2 separate regions of the Homo sapiens genome follow, and region 1 is linked to region 2. Evidence: chromatin contacts called from ENCODE Hi-C data. All regions are on one chromosome and are shown on one strand. The core of a region is the stretch at or near the end of the contact, and the rest is flanking DNA. Distances in the headings are between cores, read along the strand shown.

Region 1 (5,355 bases), core at 1-2,500, 3.3 Mb before region 2:
GCCAATCAGGTGGACAGAGGAGAAAAGCCCCTGCTTTGAAGATGCTGGAGCCAAACATCAGACAGCAGAGGCTCCGCAAAGCCTAACACCCAGCTGGGGCTGCCCCTCTCCACCTTCTTACAGACTCAGAATGGACAGCCTAGGGAGGTCCCAGTGAGGTCCGTGACCTTGTCTCTGATCACAAATTCACAAAGTGGCCAAGCCCATGTTAGAAAGAAGCCTGTCCTGCTCCAGAGCTCATGCTATCTCCATCGCAGCCTAAAGGCAACCTGAAGAGGAAAAGCAGCTACCATGCTCAACTGCAACCCTCACCTAGGGATCTCATAGTTCCCTAAGGCAATCCAAGCAATCGAATCTTCCATGTACCTTTCTTTCTTTCTTTCTTTCTTTCTTTCTTTCTTTCTTTCTTTCTTTCTTTCTTTTTTGAGACGGAGTCTCACTGTGTTGCCCAGGCTGGAGTGCAGCGGTGCGATCTCAGCTCACTGCAAGCTCCGCCTCCCGGGTTCACACCATTCTCCTGCCACAGCCTCCCGAGTAGCTGGGACTACAGGCGCCCGCCACCGCGCCCATCTAAGATTTTTTGTATTTTTAGTAGAGACAGGGTTTCACCGTGGTCTCGATCTCCTGACCTCGTGATCCACCCGCCTCGGCCTCCCAAAGTGCTGGGATTACAGGCATGAGCCACAGCACCGGCCCATGTGCCTTTCAATCCACCAATCTACTGAAGTCCTCAAGGGCTCTGGCTTTTACCCAGAGGGAGCCCAAAGTCCCACAGCCTCTGTGATCTGGCCACAGCTAATCCTCCGTGCTCTCTGGCCCCTCCCTCCATTCTCCCAATGGCTCAGCCCACCCAGACACACTGGGCCCTTAGCTGCCTCTCAACCAAGTCAGACATGCTTCCCGCTGGGTCTGACATGCAGGCCCCCCACCAGGGTGCCTGGTTCACTCGCTCACTTCCAGCCTTTTACAGAAAGGCCTGGTGACAGCGGACTCTCCAATAAAACAGCCCCATCCTCAGGGCCCAACCCCCGACTCTGCCACCAGCTCTCCTCTCCCTCCGCATGTCCAGCAAAGTCAAGGCCATGAGCTCACGCTGCCTGTCACTCTAAAGGGGTGACTGTAAAAAGAGACAAAAGAGAAGAGAGAAGTGCTGGTATAACTGACGCTTCGAGAGCAGAGAGCAGGTGGAGGCAGGGTGCCTCAGGGGAACAATGAGGGTGACTCACTGGAGTCTCAGGCTTGCCACTTCTAGGAAACTCACTACTTTAGCACTTCTATTCTGGTGGCTTGGCACTCTATTTGCAGGCCAGGGTGGGGCGCAGGGAGTGTTGGGGGAGTTTTTTCAGTACTAAACAGCTGTTTTAAAATGTATAACTGATTCTGGAGTACAGATAACCATGCAGATAGCAACAAGTTAATTTTGCACACACTCAAAATCCAATGGTGGGTCCGCTCTGAAGGAGCTCTCTCCTCCCAGCACACAGCAGGCATGAAGAAGGTGGCAGCCCTAACAGCAAGACCCTCCTGGCCTTCCCTCTAGGCCATAGCCCACAGGCAACTCAACTGCAAAGGCCAGTTTTTGCTGTCACACACTCCTGAAAACAGAGCTCGGGCCAGTACTTCCACCATCCCCCTCACTTCCTACACCTCTCCCAGTGAAGGACGACACTCCTAGGATCTGCTTCCTCTTCCTGGACAACTTGCCCTCCAGATGTACTGAATAATGGTTGCCCCCAGGGGATCGAAAAGCACACAAAAGGAAAAAGAAAACTCCTACCAAAGGTCTGCAGCTGGCTGAACGGCCAGGTTCACAGAGCACCTGGGATTTTCCCCACCCTGGAGGAGTCACAGGAAAGTGCCCCTCTGCCCTGGCTAACACGGAGACAAAAATAGGCTTATGACGCATTGCTTTGGGCACCTCGAAAACCTAAACGACCGTACTTTTTTTTTTTAAGTTGCACAGCAAGGTGGAATTTATGAAGCACTTTCACATCCAAGCCACTGGCCTGGACACTTCTGTTCCCACCTACAACAGCACCCATTCCTCCACCCTCCAGGGAGGCCTGGAGAGGCCTAAGTGAGGACAGGACCCCCTTGACCATGTGCAGAAGTTAGCTGAGACTTCCTGATCCTACCACAGGGAAACAGGGAGGACGGCTCTTCTTGCCCTGGAACCACGACAGCCCCCTTTCTCCCAGCCTAGCCTGGGACCAAGCCACCACATGCAGGAGGGTGACCCCCGGCCCCCATCCAAACTCCACACCTCGAATTATCAAGCTCCTCATTGTTTGGGGGAATCTGAGTGAGGAAGGACTCCTCAAGGCTGCAAACCTCAGAACTGCAGAATTTGGGATGCAAAATGGACCCGGAAATCACGGAGTCCAGTGGCTTTGAAACTTTTTTAAACAGTGGAAACCTTTCTTTCTCATGAGGAAGCTTACGTGGAGTGCCAATCATGAAACAGATGAAGAAGAAATGCTCTCTGGTTGAGGCAGAAACCCCAAGACACTAATGGAGAGCTCTGGGAGGGCGAGAAACAGGTTATAAAAATAAATCCCTGATGTAAGGCAGCATCTGTAACTTACAGATAAAGCAACTGCTACCACTACAGCACCAATGAACACCGAGGACGTGCCAGGCATTCAAATGTCTTCCAATTCCCACACCTAGCCTACAACACGGTTAGCATCCCACGCCTAGCCTACAACACGGTTAGCATCCCACGCCTAGCCTACAACACGGTTAGCATCCCACGCCTAGCCTACAACACGGTTAGCATCCCACGCCTAGCCTACAAACATGGTTAGCATCCTGACTGGACACACACGGAAAGGAAGACTTCAGAGGTTCTGTGACTTGCCCAAGGCCTGTGAGGGGAGGAGTCTGGATTCAAGCCCAGGAAAGTGACTTCCAAAACTAACTCCCTAATGAGAGGTTTTCAAATAGGAAAGAGAGAAAGAAAACTAAGTCCCACCCCTCTTGAGGAGGAAAATGAGGTCCAGAGAAAAGAAGTGATTGGACACAGCCAACTCAACAATCCAGATCCCCCGTCTCAGGCCACACGCTGCCAGCAGCAATCAACAGGGGTTTAGCAGCTGTGTCTTGGCAGAACAGCGCTTGGGGGTGACATTGGGAGGGTGGAAAGGACCTAAAGCGCCAAGAACAGCCACAGAGGCACATCCTGCCCATCCCCTAGTCTCCCTGAAAACAATTTACAGCCAAATTCCAACAACTGCTCCCAGCCCTACCCCACGCAGCTGCACAAGGAGGCAGCCAAGGTCGGGTGGAGACCCACTGCAGAGTGCACGGTCAGGAGTCACCTGTCACTGCAAGGGCACCAGCACCATGCAATCATGGTGACAAACTCAAACCAAAGAAACTGGGCCCAAGGAAAAATAATTAATAGAGCAATCAGAGCAGAACTTTAAGAGAGATCTTCAGAGGGTTGACAGAAGCTACAGCGTCCACGCAGAAAGAACAGGCAGCTGTGACTACACATCAGCTGAGATTCTGCAACAAAAGACAACAGGGAAGCAGAAGAACATCTGAACCATGGGAGAACTGGTAAGCTGGGCGACAGCAGCAAACGACATCCAGCTACATGCCTGTCCACAGCGGCAGCCAGATACAAATAATAAAAGCAACAGACAAACCGAAGAAGAGTTAGGGCAAAGAAAAGCTGAACAGCACCATGAGTAACTTTGACCCAAACAGAGAACTTTTTTTCCAAACACATAATACCCTCCCAACTTGACTAGGTGTTAGGCCACAAGGGAAATGTCAGTAAGTTCCACCACATTTACCCGCACAATGGAAAAAATAAATTTAAAACCCCCAAAGTCCATGGACCTGAAAAAAATAAAAATCTAAAAATTTAGTGGGTCCAGGAAGTTGAAACAGATAGAACTTTTGAATCCAAAAAGGGAATACACAAAATTGAAATATGGAGAAAAAAAAAAGTATCAGAATCTATGAGTGGTATGGTACTCCGAAGAAAGAAACATGAAGCTTTAAATATATTTCTTAATTATGCAAAATGATTTAAAATAAAAGAGCTAAGCATTCAAGTCAAACGAGAAACAGAAAAATGATGTAGAAGTTACTGAGTGGATAAATTAATAAAATTGCAAATAAAAGGTGAAAAGATGAAAAAACAAAACACTAGTTCTTTTGGAAAGACTTTAAAAAGGTAAATAAGTCTTTAGTAAATATAATTAAGAAAAAAGTACACAAGTAAACATCAGGAATTTTAAAAATTTACCTAGAGCTATAGAGTATCAAAAATATGAGAGTAGCATGCTACTTATTAAATATGAATACACAATTAAAATGACAATTTTCTAGGAAAATAGAGATTACCAAAATTGGCCCAAGAAAAAGTAGAAAATCTGAATAGAAAAATAAACTAGATAAAACTGAAAATAAAACTAGAAAAAACCATAATCAAAAGTCCTCCCCGATGATATTCCACCTAAGAGCCTGCCAGGGCCAGATAGTTTTACTGGTGAATTCTACCAAACTTTAAGAAACAGAAAATGTCCATCTTATATACAAACTGTTTCACCACATACAAAAATACTAAAAGCTAACTAGCTCCTTCCACAAAGCAAACATATTATTAATAACAAAATCCATCAAGAACAGCAGAGCAAAAAAACTGTAGCCCAATCTCACTTAAAAACAGAGCTGTAAGCATATTTCATAAAGTATTAGTAAACAGAACTAGATATATTCATGGAAATAAATAAACTTTTACCCTTTTTGTGGTGTTATTTATATATGTGCGTGTGTATATATTATATATAACTATATATTATATATTATATATAATACATATATAATATACACTATAATATATATATAATAAATATGCTTATATAATATATACACAATACATATACTTTATATATATATATATATAAATATATATAATACATGTATGGGTTTTTTTTTCCCATCTGGTTTCTGGCTGCCAACTTCCACAGTCCTAGTATTGGTCTTTTGTTATAATGTTGGGTGTGTCAGGCCTCAGGAAACAATCTCTCCACCTGCCCCTCCTTCCACCTGCCCCAAGGTAGGACTCTCATCTTCCCTGCTTTTGGACTGTGGGTCTTAAGATCCTCCCCAGTGAGGGTCCCACCCTATACCCGGGAGAAGAAATGCTGACCTCCTGAAGCTTCCATAAAAACTGGGTTGGGGGAGCTTCCAAATAGTTGAATGCACGGCAATTCCTGGAGGGTAGTGAGCCAGGGAGGTCACAGAGGCTCCGCACCCCTTCCCCAATACCTCGCCCTAAACATCTCTTCATCCGTATCCCTTGTAATATCCTCATAAACTGCTAATCATCAGTGTTTT
Region 2 (5,081 bases), core at 39-2,538:
TGTTTGTCAGACAAGGTGGCTTTTAGCAGCATTTCCCTTCAGCCATTTCTACAGAGTTGGGTGCTGACATTCAATAGATATTTATTGACAGACTATTTGAGCGCTACTTTGTTAAGACCCCATAACTCCTTATTTCAAGTTGACTGAACTTGACCTTATGGAGCATTTAAGACAGGCACTGACCAAAAAATGTATCTTTTCTGTGTCTCTTTCTATATTGTTTCCAAACAGAGACTGGTTGAGTCAGATATGTTTCTATGAGGCCATTTCCATCTACTAAATGGGGGGAATAGAACATTAAGTATGCAGTAAAATGCCTCTGTTTTTTAACATACAGTGTAGACGATTGAAAATAATGACTTACTTAATACGCTAATAGAGTCTCCGTGAATCATACTGTATACATAACGGTGATGAAAATGTTCAGGTTTGAAATTTCTCCCTTGCCAGAGAGGAAACCATGGGGGTGAGTCATGGTTTTAGTGATGACTGGCCTGGGGAAGTGAAATTGGAAAGCCACAGGTTAAAAAAGGAGTGAGGAGTGATTCCTTAACAGGAGTGCCATAGTCATAAACTCCAAGAAGGCAAGAGACAGTTCCTTATGCTGCTCACACCTAGGCAGGAACCTGCAGAAGAAGAGCTCCTGGCGGTTCACCTGCAGGAGAGAAATCCTGAAAGCCCAGGAAACCAAACAACATTTAAAGTCACCTATGGATTGGGAAAAGAAACAGGACTTCTTGCTGGGGGAAGAGCGATAAATGACTGCCTGTAAAGGGGAACACAACTGAATGCAGTCACTCAAGTGAACGAAATTCATTTAAGAGCAATTGGATTAGAGATGGAGATTTACATGGATGACTTTAAAGAAGAGAAGTGTGCAAGAGACAGGAAAGATGCACATCAGTCATTTGCTACAAAACTGTAAACAGCATTGTTAAGTGGGAAAATGGGCCACTAAATTGTAATTAAACTATGACGATAATGTTGTAAAATGTGTGCTATGGGCAAAGACTGATTGGGATTACATAGAAATTAACCTAGTTACTGTGCTCTTGGTAAAGTATTGATGTTATTTGTTTTCCATTGTTAAATTTTGTGGTGTGAACATGAGGGTGGGGGTGGGGAGAGACTATATATAGAGAGTTTAGTGTTAAGACCATGGCACGAGGAACCAGGAAGCCGTCTTTAAGTTTCACACGGCCACGCCAGCTGCGATTGTAACCTCTCTTGAGTCTCAGTGTCCATATATAGAAAGTGAGAATAAGAACACCTGCCCTGCACTAATGGGGTAGTGAAAGCACTTTGTAAATTTGAAAGTATTGTAGGAGATTTTTTTAAGGAATGAAGGTCTGGGTGCTATCTAGATGAGAGACTTAGGAAGTCCAGACCTCAAAAAGTTACACTGACTCTCTTTTCTTAGCAGTCACTGCGGAAGCTGGAGAACATGTGTTATCTCATTTAATTTTACAGTAAAACAAATTACAAACACTTATTGGGCATCTACTAATTGTTTCACTAACCAGGTTTTCCAATACCATTTATAGAACAATCTTCTTGTCCTCCATTGATCTGAAATGCTCCTTTTATCACACACCTGAGTTTATATTTGAACTGCTGTTTTACTGCTCACCGTTCTGTTTTAATTGTTGTAGATTGGTGACTTTTTTAATCTGGTAGGGTAACTTTTTATAGCTGTTGTTTTTTAAAAATAGGATCCAGGGCAGAGAGGGAGCTATTAAGGAAGATAACCAAGCTTGGACTCAAGGGAGTAACTAACCAGCCCAAAGGCACGTTGCAGTGTAGCAGATTCTTAGAAGACATTCTGGAATCAGAGGAAGCTTACTTCAAATCCTGGTGTATGATTTATCATCCACATGACCCAACGTATATCACTTAATTTCTTTAATCTCTTTCCTCATCTGCAAATTGAAGACAATATCAGCTACCTTGAAGTGTCCTGATGTGGATTAAAGTACAAAATGGATGTCAGTTTCTCTAGGACCATGCCTGGCACCCAGCTGTCACATCCTTCCCTTCCTTTGAAAGCGTTCCTACTGGTAGGGACATGGCTTCCCTTTCTTAGGTTTTCTTACATCTGCAAAAAAGGAAGAAGAACAAAGAATGCTCACAGCATTCTGCAGGCTTGTTTCACTGAACGGAGATAGATACATGGTAACTGTCTAGGGGATTTCAGCTGTGCATGTGTATTCTCTCCTCCCTGAACATGGCAGAGCAGAAGATACTGCATGCCATAGAATTCATGAAGGGCTCTGTCATTATCCAGCCATGAACATGGGATGTCAAACCAGGTAGGAGTGCTTGGCGGTACATTCCCCTTGAGGGGAAGTGAAAGGGGAAATTGCCCTGGGCCGTGAGAACTGGCTAGGGAACAGGTGCAGAGTGATGGGGCCTCTCTTCTCTGCCAAGTTTGGACTTTAAGTGATTTTGGGGGCAGAACTCACATTGATGACCTCCCTTTTTGTAGTTTCTTAGAGATTATTGAGTAATATTTAAAAATATTTGATGATTAGAGTGAAGACACGTCACATTGGGCCCCAGAGCAATCTTCCACCTCCAGGAGTGGCCAGGATGACTTTGGAGGGACACCTCTGTCATCTTTTCTCCCTAAGTGATGGATGGATAGAGTCTGATCATAATTAATTTTAATAGAGACCTGATGTGCTGTGAGAGAATCTTGGCCATTCAAATGAAATAGAACTGATAGCCAGCCACGAAAAAAATAATCTCAGTTCTATCTCACCATTGGCTTTAGAACATATTAAGTCTAGTTAAGAAGTATTTATGGAGGGCTTCTGTGCCTGGTGCTATAGAAAGGGATACAAAAAAAGGACCTTGTCTGACATTCTCTGTCTGAATTGGACAGACAAGAAATATAATAAAATAATAATGTACTATCTGTGAGGCCCTGACATATGGTATACACTGAGTTATATGCTCAGTGTGCATTAGCTCTAATTCATTAATTCTTTCCACAAATGTTTCTGGAGTGCCTAGTATGTGCCAGGGATTCTAGTTGCTGGGAGAACCATAGGGCAGAAGGCAGAGCAAGTCCCTGCCTTTGGGAAACATTCTAGTACTTATAAGCAAATGAGTATGCACGATCATTTCAGGGAATGATCAATGCTATAAAGAGCCAGGGGCAGTGGCTCATGCCTGTAATCCCCGCACTTTGGGAGACCGAGGTGGGCGGATCACGAGGTCGGGAAATTGAGACCATCCTGGCCAACGTGGTGAAACCTGGTCTCCACTAAAAAAAAAAATAAAAATAAAAAATAAAAAAAAAATTAGCCAAGCGTGGTGGCGTGTGCCTGTAATCCCAGCTACTCGGGAGGTTGAGGCACGAGAATAGCTTGAACCTGGGAGGTGGTTCAAGTGAGCCGAGATCGCACCACTGCACTCCAGCCTGGTGACAGAGCGAGACTCCGTCTCAAAAGAAAAAAAAAAAAAAAAAAGAAAAAGAAAAAGACAAAAGAAAAGAAAAAGAAAAAGAAGTAGGGTACAGGGATAGAGGGGCATTGGGGCCCAGCTAGGGGATATTTTAGACAGGCCTCTCTGACGGGGTGGGCTGGAAGAATGAAGTGAACCCCAGAGGCCGAGGGTCCAGGCAGAGAGAACAGCAAGTATAGAGGCGCTGTGGGGATTCCTGAGACCAGGGCGGCTGGAATGGGGTGAGGCAGGAGGAGGGGCAGGAGAAGAAACAGGACAGACAGTAAGTGACTCTGCTGTGTCAGGTCTTGCAGGAAATGACAATCATTGCAGGTTTCATTCTGAGGCCAACGGGCAGCTCTTGGAACATTTTGAAGCAGGAGAGGGTTACCTGGAAACAGACTCTGAGCTGGCAATGCACAGGCAGAAGCCCTGTTCTCCCACCAGCAGAAGAACAAGAGAGAAGCAGGGCTGGGAAGAGGGAGAACGTGGGGTATCTCAACACAGACCCCCAACTGATCCCGCCAAAGCTGTGGGGTTGGGAGGACCCTTCAGAGTTTCCTCCAGTTGAGGCAAGAGGGCTGGACCTTATAAACCAGCATCAACCAGTTGCTGTCTCCCAAGAGGGGTTATAGACTTGGGCTAGGCAGCTCCCTGTGGGAGCGGATGCCTGGAGAGCGACACAGCTGTAGGCCGCCAGCAGTCAACACCCCCAGCAGCTAGGGCAGTGGCACCTGAGTCCTGAAGGGTGGCTCTCCACAGAATCCGCTACAGATCTGTTTATGTTTTCATTCTTATAAAAATCCTCTAAGTTAGGTGTTTTTATTCCCATTAGACAGGAGGAAACTGAGGCTCATGGAGTTTAGGCAACCTGTTCAAGGTCATACCTAGGAGATGTTGGATTTGAGACTAGATCTCTCCAAATGCAAAGACCATATCCTTTAAAAAATTGTGATAAAATATACATAAGTGAAATTTACCCTCTTAACCATATTTCAGTATAAAGTTGGTAGCATTAAGTACATTCACATTGTTGTGCAACCACCCCACTATCCTCCAGAACATTTTGTTTTTAAATATATGGAGTCTTGCCATGTTGTCCAGGCTAGCCTCGAACTCCTGAGATCAAGTCATCCTCCTGCCTCAGCCTCCTGAGTAGTGAGGATTACTGGAGTGCACCACCACACGCAACTAATTTTTATTTTTTGTGTAGACAGGGTCTGACTATGTTGCCCAGACTGGTCTCAGACTCTTGGGCTCAAGCAATCCTCCTGCCTCAGCCTCTTGAGTGGGTGGGACTACAGATGCATGCTACCTCACTTGGTTTCATCTCCAAAACTTTTTCATCTTGCATAACTGAAACTCTGAATCTGTAAAATAATAACTTCTCATTCTCCTCCCATCTCCCTAGTCCCTGGTAACCAGCACTCTACTTTCTGTCTTTATGAGTTTGACTATTCTAGATATAAGTGACATCCCACAGTATTTGTCCTTCTGTGGCTGGCTTATTTCACTTAGCATATTGCCTTCAAGGCTCATCCATATTGTAGCATGTATGCGAATTTCATTCCTCTTTAAGGCTGAATCATATTCCATTGTATGGATATTCCACCATTTATCTGTTTATTCATCTG

The links. Hi-C counts contacts between places; a loop is a spot of excess contacts on that map. Pooled maps may share reads with other maps.
Region 1: a map with no recorded cell type shows a loop between it and region 2 (14-fold over the local background). The contact joins two enhancer-like sites. A Hi-C loop is called at or near these places in 2 of 37 single-sample maps with no recorded cell type and 1 of 50 pooled maps.

Annotation. Positions count from the first base shown.
Region 1 is chr6:159,975,251-159,980,605 of GRCh38, reverse strand. The region is part of intron 1 of IGF2R (insulin like growth factor 2 receptor); the gene reads right to left. Among named protein-coding and RNA genes, the nearest start is that of IGF2R, 8.8 kb to the right of the region's middle. RefSeq lists enhancers at 1-627, 1,618-2,608. Within about 2 kb of position 1,250, at least 20 of the 41 ENCODE cell types and tissues checked have a DNase peak (open chromatin) inside an H3K27ac peak, as active enhancers do.
Region 2 is chr6:156,694,623-156,699,703 of GRCh38, reverse strand. No RefSeq gene overlaps it. Among named protein-coding and RNA genes, the nearest start is that of ARID1B, 80 kb to the left of the region's middle. RefSeq lists enhancers at 613-852, 2,593-2,642. Within about 2 kb of position 1,288, at least 6 of the 41 ENCODE cell types and tissues checked have a DNase peak (open chromatin) inside an H3K27ac peak, as active enhancers do.